2 separate regions of the Homo sapiens genome follow, and region 1 is linked to region 2. Evidence: chromatin loops called from intact Hi-C (ENCODE). Cell type or tissue: ovary. All regions are shown on one strand. Links, peaks and the distances in the headings refer to the core of each region. The heading gives the core; the rest is flanking DNA.

Region 1 (10,674 bases), core at 1,324-9,323, 270 kb after region 2:
AAAATTAGCCAGACATGGTGGCAGATGCCTGTAATCCTAGCTACTCCGGAGGCTGAGGAAGGAGAATCGCTTGAACCTGGGGGGTGGAAGTTGCAGTGGCCAAGATCGCACCACCACACTCCATCCCAGGCGACAGAGTGCAACTTGGTCTCAATAATAATAATAATAATAATAATAATAATAATAATAATAATAAAATTGTGCACTTTATGCAGGTCATACTTCCATTAAAAAAAAAGTTAACCCAATTTTTTTTTTCTTTTTTTTTTTTTTTTTTTGAGACGGAGTCTCACTCTGTCACCCAGGCCGGACTGCGGGCTGCAGTGACGCAATCTCGGCTCACTGCAAGCTCCGCTTCCCGGGTTCACGCCATTCTCCTGCCTCAGCCTCCCGAGTAGCTGGGACTACAGGCGCCCGCCACCGCGCCCGGCTAATTTTTTTTTGTATTTTTAGTAGAGACGGGGTTTCACCTTGTTAGCCAGGATGGTCTCGATCTCCTGACCTCATGATCCACCCGCCTCGGCCTCCCAAAGTGCTGGGATTACAGGCGTGAGCCACCGCGCCCGGCCCCAAATTTTTTTTTCTTATGTTCTGGGAAGCCCAACAACTCACCTAACAACAGGTGTAATTTACAACACATACTCCCACCCCTGGCCCACCTCCCCTGCCCCACAGGTGCCCCACCTCGGTTGCTCATAAGGCTGCGCACGCCCTGCAGCTCCTCCAGGCACTGATTCAGGAGGAGGAGGCTGGTGATAGCCAAGTCCCCCAGACCACAGTCCGACAGCCGCAGTGACAGCAGCATCCGCTGCTTCTCCTCATCCACATTGGTCACCTTTGCCGCTACTGTCTGGCCCTCAACAAAGTGGTCACTTGTGGAGGTCACAAATTTGTCACTCATGATCTGAACAGAAGAACAGGCAGGAGATGAGAAGAGGAAAGGTCTTCATTAAGACAACCCACTTGATGTTCCTGGAAAGGGGTACGTGAGTAGGGGGAAATGGGGCCTAGGAAGCTCCCCCAAGCCCTCTCTGAACACAGCTCTACTTCCCTTCCATAAAAACAGAGCCTCCGGATTGGCTGGGAGCAGTGGCTCACGCCTGTAATCCCAGCACTTCGGGAGGCCGAGGCGGGCAGATCATGGGGTCAGGAGTTCCAGACCAGCCTGACCAACATGGTGAAACCCTGACTCTACTAAAAATACAAAAATTAGCCAGGAGTGGTGGCATGCACCTGCAATTCCAGCTACTCGGGAGGCTGGGGCAGGAGAATCACTTGAATCCGGGAGGCAGAGGTTGCTGTAAGCCGAGATTGCGCCACTGCACTCCAGCCTGGGCGACAGAGTGAGACTCCATCTCAAAAAAAAAAAACAAAAACAAAAACAAACAACAACAACAAAAAAAACAGAGCCTCCAGGAGAGGGCACCCAGTCAAGAAGGCACATTCACAGCAAGCCAGGCAGACACCAGGGCTGTCCTCACCCCTAACAACCCACGGGAACCCTCTGCCCCTCACTGGGCTTGTTTCTGGGGCCCTCCCCTCTGCTCCCATTTTTAAAATGTTTCTGGCAGGGGATGCAAATGAGATTTTCCCAGGCAAAACACCAGGGAGACAGGCCTACAGAGGGGAAGAAATACTGATGAATGATCTGCAGCAGCAATCAGCTGCACGCCATTTGCTCGCTGTCTTCCATGACTTTGGTGAGTCCCATCCCCTCAATAGGCCTCGGCTGACGTGCCAGGCACACCAGGAGGCTCTGCTAGGGGACTGCTGGGATTGTTCCCATCTGAAAGTGCAGGACTCAATGACATGGGGGTGGGGGAGGTAATAATTTCAAAGACATTCTGGTCCCTTAACACCTCAAAAACCTCAGAAGTCTGCAAAACCTGTACTCAGTAGCTCAGGATGATCAATTTCCCTGTCTAAGTGTGCTGAGAGAATAAAAACAAGTGCAGTCATCTTCACACTGGAGACTAAGGCCTTCAATGTGTAGTGTGGAGTGGGAAAGGTGTCCCTTCCTCCAGATGGTCACACAGCTGGGCGAGAGGAACATGGGCCAAAAGCTCAGCTGCACTCACCCCTCCCAGGTGCCTTTATGTCACACACACCTTAAGAGGTACCCCTGAAAATCTTTCAAAAGAGTAAAGTATCCTTGGCCAGGTGCGGTGGCTCACACCTGTAATCGCAGCACTTTGGGAGGCCGAGGCAGGTGGATCACTTAAGGTCAGGAGTTCAAGACCAGCCTGGCCAACATGGTAAAACTCTGTCTCTACTACTCAAAAAAAAAAAAAAAAAAAAGCCTGGCATGTTGGTGGGCACCTGTAATCCCAGCTACTTGGAAGGCAGAAGCAGGAAAATCGCTTGAGCCCAGGAGGCGGAGGTTACAGCGAGCAGAGATCACACCACTGCAAGCCAGCCTGGGCGACAGAACAAGACTGTCTCAAAAAAAAAAGGAATAAAGTATCCTACTCCTCCCTACCCGCCCTCAGGTTCTGTGACCTTGTATCTCTCCTCAAAGCCCTTGTACATGGAGTTGAACTTACAGCTTTTGGGGCCAGTCCGCTAAGACCTGAGGGGAACTGGATGAACACGCCATAGTCCTTGATGCTCTTCACAAAACCAATGAGCAGCATTCCAGGATGGATTTCTGAGAAGTTCTTGGGATCCTGGCCACCTTCTACTGTGGAGACCAAGGCTGGCTTCCTGCAAAGAAGCTAGTGGTACTTCATCAAGGAATGTTCCAGAAAGGGCAGATGAAATGTCCATCTCTCCCATCTCCTTTCTCCACAGAGAAGGACAGAACTGCAGGCTGATCTCTGCTGCTACAGCGATTCTCTAAGTGTGCAGACCAGCAGCATCAACATCGCCTGAAACTTAGGAGAAATGCAAGTTCTCAAGCACCACCTAGACCTACTGAATTAGAAACTTTGGTGTGGCCCAGCCATCTGCATGGCCCAACTGCACACTACAGCTGAGAATCACGGTTTTATTCCATTCCCGATTCACTAATCTGCAGATTACTAGAGGACACCAAAAAGGGATGGCTCATCCCCCTGGTCTGGCAGCTGGATCAGCCATCACACAATCCTCTACTACTCCCTCTTTACACTGATGAACTCATTTTCCCTCCTCTGCCCATTTTTACTCCCAGGAGAATGAACTTTACATTCTGTGAGAAGCTCCTTCAAAGCACCCATGCAAAGACCAAAGGGAATATTCCTGAGCCTATAGCCCCGCGGGGAGAAGGCATAGGGGAAAAAAAAAAAGAGGAAAGGGGGACAGAAGCCACCTTATTATTGGTTCTAACCCAAGGGGCAGGCACTGAAAGCCCCAAGAAAACTAGATGTGCTCCCAAGCACCCCACTGGGCCTCCTTCTCCAGCCTCCGAGAGTCCCCCTCTCTGCAACCTTTCAGGCTACTCCGCCCTGACCACCAGCATCTGCTGGCAGCACTTACTCAGGCCTGCTCTTACTTTCCATAGCACAGGCTTCATCACTGGTTTGGTTTTGTGGAGATATTTCTGAGGTCAAATAGCTGTCTAATTTCCCCAGAATTTCCCATCCAAGCACCCATGGCCCCCCACCTTCCTCTGCTCCACAGATACCAGTCAAGGATACAACACGCCCCTCGCTCTGGCTCAGACACAGGACTCGGTGAAGGATGTCACCTGCCTGGAGCCAATGATGTAACAATGGGCCGTTGGCAACGTGGTCCGACAGATGAGATGTGGGGAGGAAAGCACGGATGTTGTGGGGCAGGACAGCCACCTCCAGCCCATCTTTGGTCTTCTCTAAAACCTTCACATCTACCAACTACCCAGGGAAGAGAAAGACAAAAATAGCACTTGTCATGAACAGAGAACAACCTGGTCTGGATTAGGCAGGGCTTGGAGGCATTAAACTCCGGCACCAAGGATCTCTAAGAGGCAGCTTTCTTCCAAACCCCACCCACCACCCCAACCACCCAGCATGCATGTACGTGCACATTCACCAGGACTCATGGGTGGACCCATCGCACTCCTCTCTCAAGTCCCTCCACGGAGCCCCAGGAAAGCCAGAACTGCAGGCTGGCCCTAGGGACCCGAGAGGAAAGAGGTCAGCAGCCCACTGCTGAAAAGCCTCACTGTAACAGGACTTTCAGGGACAGCTTCCATTTGTTCTGACACACAGGAAGGAATGCGTATGAACCCCTCTAGCCCCAAAATCTTATCTAGCTACCTCTATCTTTCCGCTTCGTGGGTTCCAATATGCCATGTGTTAGTGGTTCCCTGCTCTCTGCCACTGTAACATAAAATAGCTTGTCCAGAGAAGTCCACGTACCTGCCCAATGTTAATGGCTTTTCCTTTCTTCTGACTGTGTCCTGCAGGCTCTTTCTTTGGCTCTGGATCACTCGACAGCTTGAAGGATAAGAGCATCCTCTCTTTGGATGGCTCACAGTTCAATACGACAACCTTCACCACCTGGCAAGAAACCACACAGGCTTGGCCAACTCCTCCCAGCAAGCCTTGCAGGCCCTGCAACGTGCCCTCCACTACTGCTGCAGAGGACTTGGGAGATCTACCGAGCCTTTGGATCAGATCAGGAGGCAGTGAAAAGAAGAAATGCACTGAGAGCTACACAATCCCCCAGGGCAGCCTTTGGGATAAATGGAAGACATAAGTAACTTTTTTTGTACAATCCAAGTCTTAAAAATTATTTTTCTTTTTGAGGTGATGGAGATGCTAATTACCCTGGTTTGATCGTTACACATTGTAAGCATGTATTGAAATATCACATGGTGGCCAGGCTTAGTGGCTCAGGCCTGTAATTCCAGCACTTTGAAAGGCCAAGGCAGGCTGATCACTTGAAGCCAGGGAGTTCGAGACCAGCCTGGCCAACATGGCAAAATCCCATCTCTACTAAAAATACAAAAATTAGCCGGGTATGCCGGCACATGCCTGTAGTCCCAGCTACTTGGGTGGCTGAAGCACGAGAATCACTTGAGCCTGGGAGGTGGAGGTTGCAGTGAGCTGAGATCACGCCATTGCACTCCAGCCTGGGTGACAGAGGAAACTCTGTCTCAAAAAAAAAAAGGAAAAGAAAAAAGAAATATCATATTGTACCCCATAAATATGTACAATTATTATCTATCTGTTTAAAGTCGTTTAAAGGAATAAAAAAATGCTTTTCCTAGTGATACCAAGACTTACTAGTTTTACAGCACTGCCCCCATGTGGTGACAGTGACCTCAAAACAATTTCCGATATGAGAGGCACAGGTTTATTACAAGTAAAGACTGACCTCTTCCATGCGTGCCTGAGATCCATCAGCTTGCCAGCTTCTGCTGAACCCCGCTGAGGCTTTCTCTCTGTTCTGTTCCCCGTCTCCTCCATTTAGCCGGCTCACACCCACTGCCCCATGTGCTCTCTTCCTCAGCCTCCTAAAGGCAGCCCCACTACTTACTGCTCCTTCATATTTGTGTTTGTGGGGTCACCAAGGGTAAAGGGGACCTGTCTAGGGGAAGGGTTACCTGGCCAGTGTAAAAAACTCTCTCCGGGTCAGGGATATACTCAGTACTGAGCTCATGCTTGGGCACCAGTCCCTGCACATTGTTGTAGAACTTCACAATGCAGCCATAGTCCTTGACCCTGATGATGAAGCCATGTGTCTGCAGACCAGGCTTGGCATCGGCATAGCAGGTAATGACAGGTAGTTTGGACTCAATCAGGGTTTTTTTCAGGGTCATCATCAGCTTCTTGGCTTCAGGGTCACAAAGCAAAACCTAGGGGAGGGACACAGGCTGTCATCAAGTTATCTGTTATCATGAGAGCCACTGAGCTGGTCTCTGCAACCTCTTAAACCCAAAAGCCACGGGGCCATTCCCCAAGAACCTGCTATAGCTTTTCCTCTAATCATCTCAGTGGCAGATTCTTCCTGCTGTATGACAATCTGGAGCATACAAATCACTATTTCAAATGTAATTCCTCCCATAAATTGCTGCAAACTACCCTCTCCTGACCATGAAGCAACATTAATTATCTTACATCACCTCTATGGAGTCTTGGTTACACTAACTTCTACACCATCTTGGCTCCTTCCTAGTGGGCTTTGCATCTAGTCTAACAGAACCAATGATGAACCAATTTACCACCTTAGTACTGCCGTTTATTAGCTATGAAATAAGATGGAGATGCAACTGTCTTTCACCCCTTCAGAAGGTCATCTCCTTAAAGACAGAAAAAGTATTTTTAACCCTTGATCCCACTACTGTAAAATTTTGCACCAATGGGCAATCATTACCTCTGCTGAGTCAATAACGATGAGATAAACTGAATACCGGAAAATCTAACATGCTGAGTGCCTGCCCGTGGAGCACTCTTGTGTGCATCATCATGTTGGATCTTCACAACCCTATGAAGCTTTCCTTCGGATTCGAGCCTTTGTCATAAATCACCCATGTTTTGGCAGCTTTGCCAGGGCTATTTCTGTGCCTAGAACACAACCTTTGCTCTCCCCAACCTTCCAAATCCTACCTATCCTTTCAAGTTCCACCTCTGCCAGAAATCTAGAAAACATTATTGTCATACAGAGCTGAATTGTTCTGCCATGTATTAGCTGTGTGACTCTGGGCAAGACGGTTGGCTTTCCGAAGCTTTAATTTCCCCACCCGCAAAATGAAGATAATAGTGCTTAATTGTTAGGGTTGTTTCAAGGATTAAATGAAATAATGCTTGTCACATGCCTAGCATAGAAACTGGCACGGAATACCTGTTCGTGGCAGTCCTGTTCGTGGCAGTCGCTACTGATAACGTCAACAATTCTGGCTGCTCCAGCCCACCCTCACCTCCCCTTTCTCAGGTGTGACCACAGCACACAACCTGCACCAAGCCACATGGCAAAAGATCACAGGCTGGCTTGCTCTCTCATCACGTATGAATATTTTAACTCCCAATTATACTACACAAAACGGGGACTCACTTTTCTCTTCCCAATGCCAGGTACAGCACAAGACACACTACAGACATTACACACTCACTTTGTGGAAAAAGGCAGAAACTTCAGTTGAGAACTGCTTTCTTCCCATCTAGCCAAAACCCCAAGAGACCCTTCAGGAGGCTCACCCGGCACTTGACCTCATCCCCGATGTGGTACTTCTTCTCCGGATTCTTCATCAGGATGTCAGCCAGGTGCATGGGAGGTACCAGGCCCCTCATCTGCTCGCCCACCTTCACCAGCATCCCATATGACTTTATGGTTAGCACTGTGCCCTAGAGAATCCAAAGATAAGCTGCCACAATGTCTCAAGAATGGCCTTTCCCCCACCTCTTACAACAAGGCATGTCATACCTCCCCTTCACAGCCAACTTCCTGGGCTAACTGTGCCTGTTATTCCAGATGGCACATGGGTGAAGCACACACCCCACACTGAGCTGGATTATTCTGTCAGCTTTATTTATGGGAGCCTTCACATCTTTCTGTGTGAGCATGTGCTTTCTGTGTGCCTTAAAATACATTCCCCAAAGGAAGGGACTATGTCAAGGTCTCCTAAGGAATAAACTCTACATATAAAGGGAGCTGCTCGATTAGAGCCAAATGGTCGGACAGGACAGGTACCTGGAACTGGCTTCTCACTAATATCCCAGGTAGATCAATAATCACAGGACTAACTTTTGATCAGGTCTACTAACCACCATCAAATCCCAAATCTCAGGATTTATGATCTACTGCCTTTGTGTAGCTGGGTGGTGCTAGTAAGATCTTACCTTGAAATTAACTATGAGTTACCCAAAGAAAGAGAAAGAAATTCTAGTCAGCAGGCAGAAGCAAGGAACATGACATTCAATGTGTTAACATGAGGACTAACGGGCTGACAGTCACCTGTGCGTGAACTAAAGAACGCCTGATGGTGAGGCAGTACCTAATTATATGCTTGAGGTCTTACCTTTACCACTGCCCCAGGTTCGATGTCATGATATCTAAGGTACTGAGCTTCAATAATAGACCTAGGACAAGGAGAAAACACAGAATTAAATAAACTAGGGCAGAGGTTGCCTAAAATTCAGGGCTACCACAGGCATGCTGGCAAGAAAGAAAACCCTTCCCAAGCACAGCCAGGAGAAATGGAATATGAACATGTACAGGTGCACATCTCTACACCCCTACCTGTTAATGACAGACTTACGTTCGTAGAGAGAGCAAGGCCAGTTCATCCATTTGGCTGTAGTCAATAATTCTACACTTGTGAGTGTTCCCTGGCTTGAAGGCCTCAGGATTGAAGACGTTCTTAGAATCAGAGAGATGGCTGAGCTGCAAAGTACCAAGTGATTGAGGATAAGCCAGGGACAACAGGTCTGAGCCAATGAGACCTTACAGCCCATAGAGAGGACTCAACACTTATCATGTACCATAAAAACAGTACTTTGATTGCCTGGTTAAGTAATTCTTCACACTAAAAAACTGCTCTTTATCATCACAGAATTTCAGCAAGGTCAGGGAAAGTCCAGAACACAGGTCAGTCAACTGTGCCTAGTGCCTGTTTTTGTAAATAGAAGTTGTATTGGAATACAGCCATCTGTTCATTTACGTACTGTCTATGGCTGCTTTCATGCCATAACAGCAGCGTTGAACAATTAGGACAGAGACCACAGGGCCCACAGCCTAAAGTATTTATGACATAGCCCTTTAAGAAAAACTCTGCTGGGCCCTGGTCTGGATCCTAACTCATCCTTATACTTAACTATTAACCAAGTATCAGATATGGCAAGCTGGTTCTAAGGCATCCTAATACAGTCAATAGACATTGTTCTAATCACTATGAACAGGAATTAGAACTACAATATCCAAAAATTTTAAACTAGCATCAAGGAATGAAAGAAGCAGAAATGGCCCCCTGTGCTCCAGAAGTCCTTCCAGTGATAAGATCCCTGACCAAACAAAGAGGCCTCCTTACCCGGGCATAGGCCAGAACCCCATCCTTCAGCCTAAAGGTGGCCCCAGCCTTTTTGAAAAAACCCTGGACAGGAACATCATCCAGCACTGCTCCAAGGTTCTGGCAAGAGAGTCGGGTGAGTGGGCGTCCAGGCTGTAGGAAGATGGGGCGCAGGCTCAGGTGCACAACTCTGGTTCGAGGATGGACGCAAAGGATGCAGGCCCTCACCTAGACAAAAGGAAGGGCAGGGTGAGCAGGAGGAGGCACACAGGAGCACCCTAGAGCAGACCTTCCAGGCATCAAGCCTTTCCACATGCTAACCAGGTATGTGAGTACTCACATCCTTAGTATGTAAGTACTCAAACTGGCTTCCACACTCAAGCAGAATGCAGAAAAATCAAAATGTCCCATAGGGACTATGTATGACTAAATCAAAGCTTACTCAAGCCAGGTATGGGTGGCTCACACTGGTAATCCCAGCACTTTGGGACACCAAGGCAGGTGGATCACTTGAGCTCAGGAGTTAGAGACCAGCCTGCGCACATAGTGAAACCCTGTCTCAACAAAAAATACAAAAATAGGCTGGGGATCATGGCTCACGCCTGTAATCCCAGCACTTTGGGAGTCTGAGGTGGGCAGATCACTTGAGATCAGGAGTCTGAGACAGCCCAGCCAACATGGCGAAACCTCATCTCTAGTTTTAATAAAAAAAAGTTAGGCTGGAAGCAGTGGCTGATGCCTATAATCCCAGCTCTTTGGGAGGCCGAAGCAGGCAGCAGGCAGATCACGAGGTCAGGAGATCAAGGCCATCCTGGCTAACACAGTGAAACCCCGTCTCTACTAAAAATACAAAAAATTAGCTGGGTGTGGTGGCACACACCTGTAATCCCAGCTACTCAGGAGGCTCAAGCAGGAGAATCGCTTGAACCCAAGAGGCGGAGACTGCAGTGAGCCAAGATCACGCCACTGCACTCCAGCCTGGGCGACAGAGCAAGACTCCGTCTCAAAAAAAAAAATTAGCCGGGCATGGTGGTACGTACCTGTAATTCCAGCTACTCAGGAGGCTGAGGCACAAGAATCACTTAAAATGGGGAGGCAGAGGTTGCAGTGAGCCAACACTGTGCCACTGCACTCCAGCCTGGGTGACAAAGTAAGACTCAGTCTCAAGAAAAAAAAAAAAAGTTAGCCAAGCATGGTGGCATGCACCACTTTGGGAGGCTGAGGCAGGAGAATCACCTGAGTGAGCCCAGGAGGTCAAGGCTGCAGTGAGTGATGATCGTGCCACTGCACTCCAGCCTGGGTGACAGAGTGAGACCCTGTCTCAAAAAATAATAATAAAATAAATAAATAAAAATTAGCCAGAAAGTTTACTCAAGGCCAGAAAACTATATACTAGGTGTCCCCTCAACACCAAGGAGCTGATGTATCTGTAATACAACAGAAACCATGTACTGGTGTCACTGCATCCAAGGCTCCTCTGAAACTAACAGAAAAAGCCTGATCTCATCATAACATTAAAAGATGTAAAATGTCTCAACTCTATACACAAATGCTTATAGGGTGAAAAAAATTACTAAAAAGAGGTTTAGGAAAATATTAACAGTATTACCACTAGGTAGTAGAAAATCCTAGTTTCACTTTAAAAAAAAATTCTCAGCTAGTTGTAGTGGCTGAAGCCTATAATCCCAGCACTTTAGGAGGCTAATCCCAGCACTTTAGGAGGCCTAGGCAGGAGGATCATTTGAGCCCAGGTGTTTAAGACCAGC
Region 2 (10,674 bases), core at 971-8,970:
TCAGGTCCCCCGCCACAATCTCTGGGGCTCAGCTTCTGTGCTGCTTCCTAAGCAATGCAGGGCCACACCCAGGCTGCCTCCCCCAGGGAAAGCCAACCCCCAGTTTCTCTGTCTTCCACTCTCACGCCAGGAAAAGGATGGATGGAGAAATTTAATTTATATTGGTGTGCTTATGATAATGGCCACTTAGTGTCATGGTTGAAAATGCCAGCTCTGAAGCCAGACAGCTGGAGTTGAGAGTCTGGCTTCTCTCCTCTGTGACCTTGGGTAGATTTCTTAGCCTCTCTGTGCCCATTACTTCTTCTGTACATTTGGGATAATATTCATACCCATTTTGTGATGGTTTATTATGTGTCAACTTGGCTGGGCCACAGTGCCCAGATATTTGGTCAAGCATTATTCTAGATGTTTCTGCAAAGGTGTTTTCTAGGTGAGATTCATATTTAAATAAATCAGTGGATTTTGAGTAAAGCAGATTACTCTCCATAATGCAGGCTAGCCTCATCCAATTGGTTGAAGGCCTCTTAATGGAACAAAGACTGACACACACACACCCTCCCTCAGCAAGGAGGAGTTCTGCCAGCAGCTGCCTTTGGACTCAGCTGCAGCTCTTCCCTTAGTCTCTGCCGGCCTCCCCCATCACATTTTGGACTCTCAAACCTCCACAATCACATAAGCCAGTTCCTAAAATAAATCTCCCTCTGTCTTCAAGCTCTCTATGCACCTCCCATTGGTTCTGTTTCTCTGGAGAACACTGACTAATACACACCTCATATGGTTATAACGAAGATTAGATAAACTAATATATGTAAGCATGTTTAGAACACTGCCTGCCACCTAGAAAGCTCCCCTGGAAGTGCTAGATGCTGTTATCGAATGAGCATCTACTATGTGCGAGGACATTTTCACGTTTCCTCATTTGCTGATCAGAGCCACAGTACATGATGGGTGGTGGGATTCCCATTTTGCAAATGAGAAGCTGAGGCTCCGATGGGGTGACTGCCCACACACAGTCCTTGGCAAACTGAGGATTGGAGTCCATGTTTAGGGCTCTGTTCTGCTCTATAATGAACCTCACGAAGCTTCCCAGGGTCACTCCAGCCAGGGACATTTGCGCAGAGGAAATGGATGCCATTCTGGGGTTCACTGTAAATCTCTTACTGAGCATAGAGCTTAGACTTGAGGCAAGGCTTAGGGATGGTGGAGTCAACAGAAGAAGAAAGTTCTCAGGAACTTTCTGGAGGAAGCAAGGCTGGTGACCTTGAAAACTGAAGGACAGTTTGGCCTCAAATTTATCTGCATCTTTCTTCCCTCTATTGAACCTGCTCCTTCCAGCATCTTCCCCATCTCAGGAACTGGCACCATCCACCCCATTGCTCAAGCCCAACATCTAGAAGTCACTCGTTTTTTGTTTTTTGTTTCTTTGAGACAGATTCTCCCCTGTTGCCCAGGCTGGAGTGCAGTGGCATGACCTTAGCTCACTGCAACCTCCGCCTCCTGGGTTCAAGTGGTTCTCTTGCCTCAGCCTCCCGAGTAGCTGGGATTACAGGCACCTGCCACCACACCTGGCTAATTTTTGCAGTTTTAGTAGAGACAAGGTTTCACCATTTTGGCCAGGCTGGTCTCGAACTCCTGACCTTAAGTGATCCACCCATCTCAGCCTCCCAAAGTGCTGGGATGACAGGCGTGAGCTACTGTGCCTGGCTGAGAAGTCATTCTTGACTCTTGTCTTTTACCTGCCAACTCGAGCTGCAGAACCAACTGTCTCCCCACCTCCACCATCACATGCCTTAGAAACCCCTTCATCTCTCCAGGAAGACCCCACCTTCCTACCTGGTCTCACTGCTTCTCTATTAGACCTCTATCTGACATTCTCCACACCACAGCTAGAGTGAGCTCTTAAAAAATATTGATCAGCTGGGTGCAGTGGCTCACTCCTGTAATCCCAACACTTTGGGAGGCCAAGGCAAGAAGATCACTTGAGCCTAGGAGTTCGAGACCAGCCTGGGCAACAAAGCAAGATCCTCTCTCTACCAAAAAAATAAAAATAATAAATTAGCCGGATGTAGTGGTGCAGGCCTGTAGTCCCAGCTACTCAAGTGGCTAAGGTGGGAGGATCACTTGAACCCAGAAGTTTGAGGTTGCAGTGAGGCATAATTGTGCCACTGCACTACAGCCTGGGCAACAGAGAGAGACCCTATCTCTAAATAAATAAATAGGAAGGAAGGAGGGAGGGAGGGAAGAAGGGAAAGAAAGAAAGAAAATAACATACTTTCCTGCTTAAATTCCCCCAGGGACTCCATCCCACCCAGAACTAATTCCCTACCCTGGCTCACAGAGCTTGTGTGACTTGGCCCCTGGCTGCCTTCCTGACCTGGGCTTTACCCCTCTTGTCCCCGCCCATCACACTGCTCAGCCACACCAGTCACCTTCTGCTCCTTAAACGCATCAAACACATTCTTCTACGTGGCCTTTGTACTTGCTCTTCCCTCTTGCCTGTAATGTTCTTCCCTGATCTTTCACATGGCTGGCTCCTTAAGATTTCTGCTTAAAACTGTCACCTTCTTAGCGAAGCTGCCTGATCCTGCACTGTCCAGCCTCCCCCGCAGATTACTCCTCTTCTTCCCTCCTCATCGCTTCCCACACTCTAGTGATCCTGTGTGTTTGCTTGCTTCTTCTCTGTCTCCCACCACCTCAAGAGCAAAGACCTTGGCTGCAGGGCTTGCACCAGCCCCAGGGTCCACTGGTACTTTTTGAATGGGTGGGTGGATGGAAGAAAGCATGCATGAATGAGTGAACCTTGTGCAGGCTCAGGAAAGAAAGGTCATTGTGGCTTTAAATTGGGGATCATTGCCTGGAAAGAGGAGACATTTTTCTGGTTTGGGAGCAGAGAGCGGGAGGCTTTGGTAATCCAGAGAGAGCACATGCACAAAGGTAGAGGGATAGGACTAAGTGTGGCTTGTTGGGAGACTGACCTAACTGAGCATCAACTATGCCAAGCACTGCGCAAGGTGTCGAGGCTATAGGAACGTGCCTTTCTACCCTAGAGAAGTTTGCAGTCTGCTGTGGGTGATGAGCTATATAGAAGAATGTACTATTAGATGGAGGGAAGTGAGGGAGCAACATGGTTACCTGAGGAAGAGCAGTCCAGGCCAAGGGCACAGCAAGTGCAAAGGCCCTGGGGTGACGGTGTGTGCTGGCTGCTCATGATGCAGTAGGGAGGCCTGTGGCTGGGATGAAGAATAGTGGAGGGTAAAGTGGAAAGAGGTGAGAGCAGAGATGTAGCTGGCAGTGGGGAGGGAATAGGGTGAAGCAGCACCATGTAGGGCCTTGCAGGACATTCTAAGGATTTTGACTTTCATCGAGTGAGATGAAGATTCACTGAGGGGTTCTAAGTAGAGGCAGGGACATGATCTGGCTTCAATCATAGAATGATGGGGATTGACTAGGCAGGATGGGTTATGATGTGCAAGGTCGCAGGGGGCTGCTAGCCAGGTGAGATAGGATGTGGGCTCTGGCAGCAGTGGAGGGGGCAAGGCACTGCGGGTGTTGGACAGACTCTGATGATTGGATGTGGGCCTCAAGGGAGAGTTTGTGTGGGAGCTGGGAAACAACTGCATCAGGTTGCCTGGGGTCCCACTCTTAGGCCGACAACTTGCCAGTCATGTGACTTGGGCAAATCCCTTCGCCTCTGAGAACAGATTATCTCACCTGTTCTGTTGTATCAGCCAGGGTTCAACTAAAGGAACAGAACGAGTGGGAGGTATATATTAAGCGATGTAGTGTAAGGAACTAGCTTACACAATTGTGGGGGCTGGCTAGGTAAGTCTGAAATCCTATGGCAGGTCATGAAAGGGGGCAGGCTGGACCCCCAGGCCCAGGCTGGAGCTGCTGTCCGCAGATGAAATGTCTTCAGGGAAACCTTCACTCTGCTGAAGGCCTTTCAGCTACTGACTCAGGCCCACCCAGAGTGTTTTAGATAATTTCCCTTACTTAAAGTCATCCGGTCATGGTCTTTAATAACTATAAAAATACATTCCCAACCAGGCGCAGTGGCTCATGCCTGTAATCCCAGCACTTTGGGAGACCGAGGCAGGTGGATCACCTGAGGTCAGGAGTTTGAGACCAGCCTGGCCAACATGGCAAAACCCCGTCTCTACTAAAAATACAAAAAATTAGCTGGACGTGGTGGCGGGTGCTTGTAATCCCAGCTACTGAGGAGGCTGAGGCAGGGAGAATCTTGAACCCAGGAGGTGGAGGTTGCAGTGAGCCGAGATCATGCCATTGCACTCCAGCTTGGGCAACAGAGCGAGGCTCTGTCTCAAAAAAAAAAAAAAAAAAAATTCCCCAGCAACACCTAAATTAGTGTGTGATTGCATAACTGGGGACAGTAGCTTAGCCAGGTTGATGTGTACCACCTGACCATCATACCTGTCAAATGGGGTTGTTATAGTAGCAGCGACCTGGCTTGCCCCAAAGTGCACAGGGTTCAAGGAGGTGATGCCCTTTGAGGGGTTTTGTGCTGTGCCTGGCAGTAGGAAGGGCCTGTTGTTGTTAGCTGTTGTTGCTTCCCCAAGGTGGGCACTGCTCCAGGAGCCCCAGTGGGGCTGGAGCAGACTCCCCAGAGCAAGGGGTTCTCTTGAGACCTGCAAAGATCTCATGCCTCTCACCCAGTTCTCTAAAAAGCTGCATTTCGCCAGGGCACCTAGCCGGGAAGTTCTGAGATGCGCCACTAGGGGGCACAGGTGGCCACGGAGCCTCGGGATTGTCAGGGCCCTGGGGCTGTTGTCAGGAGAGCCTGAGGGTTCATCCAACCCAGGAGTCCTGTGGAAGCTCCAGCTCGTTTACATGCAGATGAGGTTGCTCAAGAGTGTTGTTACAAGCTTGTTCTCTTAGGCAAGTGTTGATGTTCCTCATGAAATCCTGTTTACTTTATTCTTCTCCTTGGAAAAGTGGTGAGCTCAGCCCCACTTCTATCTCAGTGATCATAAAACTGTATTATTAGCTGAGTTCATGAGATCAGCATTAATGTAGTTTCACTGCAGAGAAGCAGTGTTGCCTGGGGTTGACAGTTTAGGTTTTGGCAACAGGAAGACAGGGTTTGAACCCCAGCTCTGCCATTTGTTATTGCCGTTTTAATTATTGATAGATTAAGAAAGAAGGGGAGAAGTTGGTCTTTGAGTTGAGACATTTATTTCCATTCTGTGAGACCCAGGAGGGGACGACAGGGCGTAGACTCAGCCATTGCTGAGTATTCCGTTGAGTTAAAAACGTGGACTCTGGAGCCAGAATGCTTAGTTTCATGTCCCGGCTCTGCCTGCTGTGTGATCTTGGGCAAGTCCTTCTCTATGGCTCATTTCTTCACCTGTAAAATAGGGATAATCAGGTTTTTTTCATGGGGTTGAGGATTGAGTGAAAGTTCCTGAAGTGATAACTCCAGCACCGTGCCTGGCCTAGAGGAAGCACTAAGGGTGAAGCAGCTTTTACTATGAATAGGAGGCAGCACCGGAGGGGTTCGTCTCAAACAGGAGAGAGCGCTGGTTTCAGCTTTTGCCCTTTCTCCGGAGTGACTCCTCAATCAGACAGGGGGAAGGTGGGGTGTCCACTATCTCATCATTGCCAGGAGCCTCCCTGCAACAACCAGGGTAGGTGGTCTTGTCCCATTTTATAGACCAGGAAAGGGAAGTTAAGGAACTTGCCCCAGGTCAGCCAGACACAGGATTCTCTTTTTTTTTTTTTTTTTTTTTTTTTGAGACAGAGTTTTGCTGTTTGCCTGGGCTGGAGTGCAGTGGCACAATCTCAGCTCACTGCAACCTCCACCTCCTGGGTTCAAGTGATTCTCCTGCCTCAGCCTCCCAAGTAGATGGAATTATAGGCGTCCGCCACCATGCCCAGCTAATTTTTTGTATTTTTAGTAGAGATGGGATTTCACCATGTTGGCTAGGCTGGTCTTGAACTCCTGACCCCAGGTGATCCACCCACCTTGGCCTCCCAAAGTGCTGGGATTACAGGTGTGAACCACCATGACTGGCCTTTTTTTTGTTTTTGTTTTTGTTTTTGCTTTTTTGAGACAGGGCCCCAGGCTCTGTCGTTCAGACTGGAGTGTGGTGGCACAACCACAGCTCACTGCAGACTTGACCTCCTGGCTTCAAGCAATCCTCTCACCTCAGCCTTCTGAGTAGTTGGGACTACAGACATGCACCACCACGTCCAGTTAGTTTTTGTAGAGACAGGGTCTCGCTATGTTGCCCAGGGTGGTCTTGAACTCCTAGGATCAAGTGACTATCCTGCCTCGGCCTCCCAAAGTGCTGGGATTACAGGTGTGAACCGCAGCACACAGCCTAATTTTCCTTTTTATGAGTTTGGTTTTTAATAAAGTGAATTTGCTTAGAGCAAGACCCGCCCATAAGTTCTGGCCACTATTAAGGGTTAGTCTATGGCCGGGCGTGGTGGCTCGCTCCTGTAATCCTAGCACTTTGGAAGACCGAGGCAGTTGGATCTCCTGAGATCAGGAGTTCAAGACCGACATGATGAAACCTCGTCTCTACTAAAAATACGAAAAATTAGCCGGATGTGGTGGCCCGCACCTGTAATCCCAGCTACTCGGGAGGCTGAGGCAGGAGAATCACTTGAACCCAGGGGGCGGAGTTTGCAGTGAGCCAAGATGGTGCCACTGCACTCCAGCCTGGGTGACAGAGTGAGATTCCGTCTCAAAAAAAAAAAGGGTTAGTCTACCTGAAAAAGTTCCTCTATTCTCCTCCTTTTATAGAGGAAGCTTTTAAGAGAGGGATGGCCACTTGCCCAGGGTATGGGGTGGGCAGAACCTGGTCTTCTGCTGGTCAGCACTCCCACCAAGCCCTGGAACCAGGTGGAAGTGTGAGGAGGGCTGTCAGGTGGAAGTGTGAGGAGGGCTGTCCTGAAGCACAGGAAGCCGGTCTGTGAGGTCTCTGGTACCTCCCTTCCCCGCAAGGTAAATACCTCAGCAGGGCACTAGCAGAGCTGGGCTCTCTGGCCCTCCCTGGGCCTGCCCTGCCCAACCAGCAGCAGAGGGAGATGGAGGGAGACGAGGCAGTGGCAGCAGGCCTCCTCCCTCCAGAGCGCAGGCTTTGTGAGGCTTTCACTTCTCTTAATAGTTTGTTGGCTCCTGGCCCCATGGAGTGCACAGCTCAACTGAGAAGGTGGGACCTTTTCAGGGATTCATTAATACTAGGCAGGATGGCTTGGGATCTGCAAGGTGGAAGGAGGGGTGGCTGGCCATTGTGGGAGAGGCTGGAGATGGCCCTGAAGGACAGAGGAGATTGTGATGGGCTGAAGGGTGTGGGTAGGGCACCCTGCAGGAGGGACAGCCAGGCATGAGTAAGGATGTGGAGCTGGAATGAGTTTTTGCTTTTTTGTTGTTGTTGTGGGTTTTTCTGGTGTTAATTTTTAACATGGGGTCTTACTTAATGGCCCAGGCTGGAGTGCAGTGGTGCGATCAGGGCTCACTGTGGCCTTAAATTCCTGGGCTCAAGCGATCTTCCCACCTCATCCTCCCAAGTAGGTGGAACCACTGGTGTGCCACCATGCCTGGCTTATTTATTTATGTAGGAGACAGTCTTGCTCTGTCACCCAGGCTAGAGTGCAGTAGCCCAATCTCGATTTACTGCAACCTCCGCTTCTCAGCTCTCGTGCCTCAGCCTCCCAAGTAGCTGGGACTACAGGCACCCGCCACCATGCCTGGCTAATTTTTTTGTATTTTAGTAGAGATGGGGTTTCTCTGTGTTGCCCAGGGTCGTCTTGAACTCCTGAGCTCAGGCAGTCCACCCGCCTCAGCCTCCCAGAATGCTAGGATTACAGGTGTGAGCCACCATTTCTAGCCTTTATTTTTTATTACTGATTTGTTTATTTATTTGGTAGAAACAGGGTCTCGCTTTGTTGCCCAGGCTGGTGTTGAATTCCAGGCCTCAAGTGATCCTCCTGCCTCAGCCTCCTAAAGTGTTGGGATTACAGACGTGAGCCACCACACCTGGCCTGGCATGAGCTTGAAAAGTCTGAGGGAAGGAGAGGGGCCCATCATCCCGGCAGGAGCGAGGGTAGAGCAGGAGATGAGTCTGGAAAGGAAGTCATGGAGAGTGTATCATAAGCAAGACCTTTTAAAGCAATTTCCGAGGCGTTCTTGTCCTCCTGAGCTACCCATCCTCAGTGAGAAAGGCCCAGGCTACTTAGAGAATGTGGCAAAGATCTTCCTGCCACCCTCCAATGGCCCATTTCAAAAGTGAGCGTGTCTTTTGAAGGCGTCAGCTTCTGGCACATCTTACCCAGGCTCGTGGTTTGTTTTGTTTTTTTTTTTTTTGAGACGGAATCTGGCTCTGTTGCCCAGGCCGGAGTGCAATGGCACGATCTCGGCTCACTGCAACCTCTGCCTCCCAGGTTCAAGCAATTCTCCTGCCTCCGCCTCCTGAATAGCTGGGATTACAGATGCATGCCACCATGCCTGGCTAATTTTTTGTATTTTTAGTAGAGATGGGATTTCACCATGTTGGCCAAGCTGGTCTTGAACTCCTGACCTTGTGATCCACCCTCTTCGGCCTCTCAAAGTGCTGCGATTACAGGCATGAGCCACCGCAGCCAGCCTCTGGGCTGGTGTTTTTAAACAGTTTTTATTTGCATGGCTCTGGGTCCTCAGCCTGATTTTACCCTTGGAGTTCAAAGCCATCTAATTGGAAATGAAAGGAGCCTGATTGATTTGGCAACTCTGCGGCCAGCCCACGTGGCGGTGATGCGATGGAGAAAGTGAGTGCTGCTCACGTGTGTGTCTGCGCCACGCTCCCTGGCTCGAGGTGGCTGAGCCCCACTGCCCAATTGGCCTGGACACACAGAGCAAGGCGGAGCGGGGAGGGGGCAGGGGCGTGGCAAGCGCTCCCCGGATCCTGGAATCCCCAGAAGGAGGCAGCTAGTTGGAAGCCTCAATTCCCTCAGCCCTGCTTGCACAGCTGCCTCTGCCCCCTCACTCCTATCACCCAGTTTCTCCTGCTAGGAAAATAGGAAGTTGGTCCAAAAGGGAACTGCATGGGCAAAAGTGAACTGCAGAATCTTGAGTCTGCTCATTGAAATACAGATTCCCAGGGCCTGCCCAGACCTACTGAATCAGCGTGTCTGGAGTGACGCCCAGGTATCTGCATTTTTTCATTTTCTTAAGAGACAGGGTTTCACCATATTGCCCAGGCTGGTCTCAAACTCCCAAGCTCCTCAAGCAGTCCACCCACCTCGGCCTCCCAAAGTGCTGGATTATAGATATGAGCCACCGCATCTGGCCGATCTGCATTTTGTGTGTGTGCGCGCGCGCGCGCGGGCGCGTGTGTGTGTGTGATGGAGTCTCACTCTGTCACCCAGGCTGGAGTGTGGTAGTGCGATCTTGGCTCACTGCAACCTCTGCCTCTTGGGTTCAAGTGATTCTCCCGCCTCAGCCTCCTGAGTAGCTGGGACTACAGGTACCCTCCACAACACCTGGCTAATTTTTGTATTTTTAGTAGAGACAGGGTTACACCATGTTGGCCAGGCAGATCCTCCTGCCTTGGCCCCCCAGAGTGCTGGGATTATAGGCGTGAGCCACTGCACCCAGCCAATCTGCATTTTTGACAGGCTTCCCAGGGCTTCTGAAATCAAGCTAGGGTTGCGTCTTTGATGGGTCATCCATGTGGGTTGATGGCCATGTTCAGGGTAGACAGGCAGCAAGATGGCAGGGGGATTGGCATCCCCAAGATGAATGGTGCCTGGATGATGCCTGGATGGGACTGCTCCTTGAAGAACATTCAGTTGTCTCCTGAGATGGGAGGGTGGGCTACGGGGGCAGGAATGGAGGACAGGACTCCCAAGTCTCTTACCCCTGAAACACAGCCCAGCATTTGGAGTCTTGGAGAATGGCTATCTGAGGGGCCTACCCAGCCCTGACCTGATGAGAGACACCATCTGCCTTTCATTTCCAGAAGGTTTTGTTGCTGGGGGAGGAAATACCCAAATTGTGGTCCAGCAAAGAAATGTTTCCCACCGTGGCCCACGGCCAGAAAGTCACTGGTTCCTCACTTCAGCGTTTGGTTTATAGACACGTGACAGAAGAGGCAACCTTTCCAGTGATGACAAAGCCGGCGGAAAAACAAAGACATGGGGGAAATGTGCATTACTTATTGTTTTAGCACCTTTTTCTAATCTAAAGTTACTTTTAGAAACAGAAAAGTGGTGTGTGTAACTTAGTCGGCACGTGGCATTTTTAGAATTGGTCTGTTTCGAAGTGTGAAAGAAAAAAATATTTTTTTCCTGAGTTTCCATAAAACTTAGAAGTTTACAGGAAAATCATGCTTTTCCCTGACTCTCTTCTTTCTGCCTTGCCCCCTGGATTTCATCATTGCCATGTGTGGCCCAAGCAGCCAGCTTGAAAATGTATTTTGTTATTTATTGTTAGAATAAAGTCTTGCACCAAGACAACTGGGTCATGTTAGAAAGTCCCTTTGCTTCCTTGTGCTCAGAAACAGAGTTTGCTGGGTGTGGTGGTTCACGCCTGTAATCCCAGCACTTTGGGAACCTGAGGTGGGAGGATCACTTGAGCCCAGGAGCTTGAGACCAGCCTGGGCAACCTAGTGAGACCCCTTCTCTACAAAAATAAAAAATTAGTCCAGTGTGGTGGCACACACCTGTGGT

What was found. Peaks named below come from ENCODE experiments on the same cell type or tissue, not always from the same donor. Only the 100,000 strongest peaks of a DNase experiment are listed, where the experiment ranks them.
Region 1: it touches region 2 in a loop (3-fold over the local background); 18 of 110 quality-filtered maps call a loop at or near these places.

What each region holds. Positions count from the first base shown.
Region 1 is chr10:103,411,578-103,422,251 of GRCh38, reverse strand. PDCD11 (programmed cell death 11) reads right to left here. Exons shown (of 36, transcript NM_014976.2): 9 at 8,930-9,136; 10 at 8,162-8,286; 11 at 7,922-7,982; 12 at 7,101-7,247; 13 at 5,510-5,761; 14 at 4,320-4,460; 15 at 3,618-3,812; 16 at 2,544-2,714; 17 at 685-904. Among named protein-coding and RNA genes, the nearest start is that of PDCD11, 20 kb to the right of the region's middle. In ovary, for the core only: a CTCF peak has its summit at 5,202 (motif pointing left); a DNase peak (open chromatin) is centred at 5,231.
Region 2 is chr10:103,680,415-103,691,088 of GRCh38, reverse strand. All of the region lies in intron 6 of SH3PXD2A (SH3 and PX domains 2A), which reads left to right. Among named protein-coding and RNA genes, the nearest start is that of SH3PXD2A-AS1, 61 kb to the left of the region's middle. RefSeq lists enhancers at 4,419-4,468, 7,099-7,168, 8,328-9,108. In ovary, for the core only: a CTCF peak has its summit at 4,727 (motif pointing right); a DNase peak (open chromatin) is centred at 4,758; H3K27ac peaks cover 643 bases.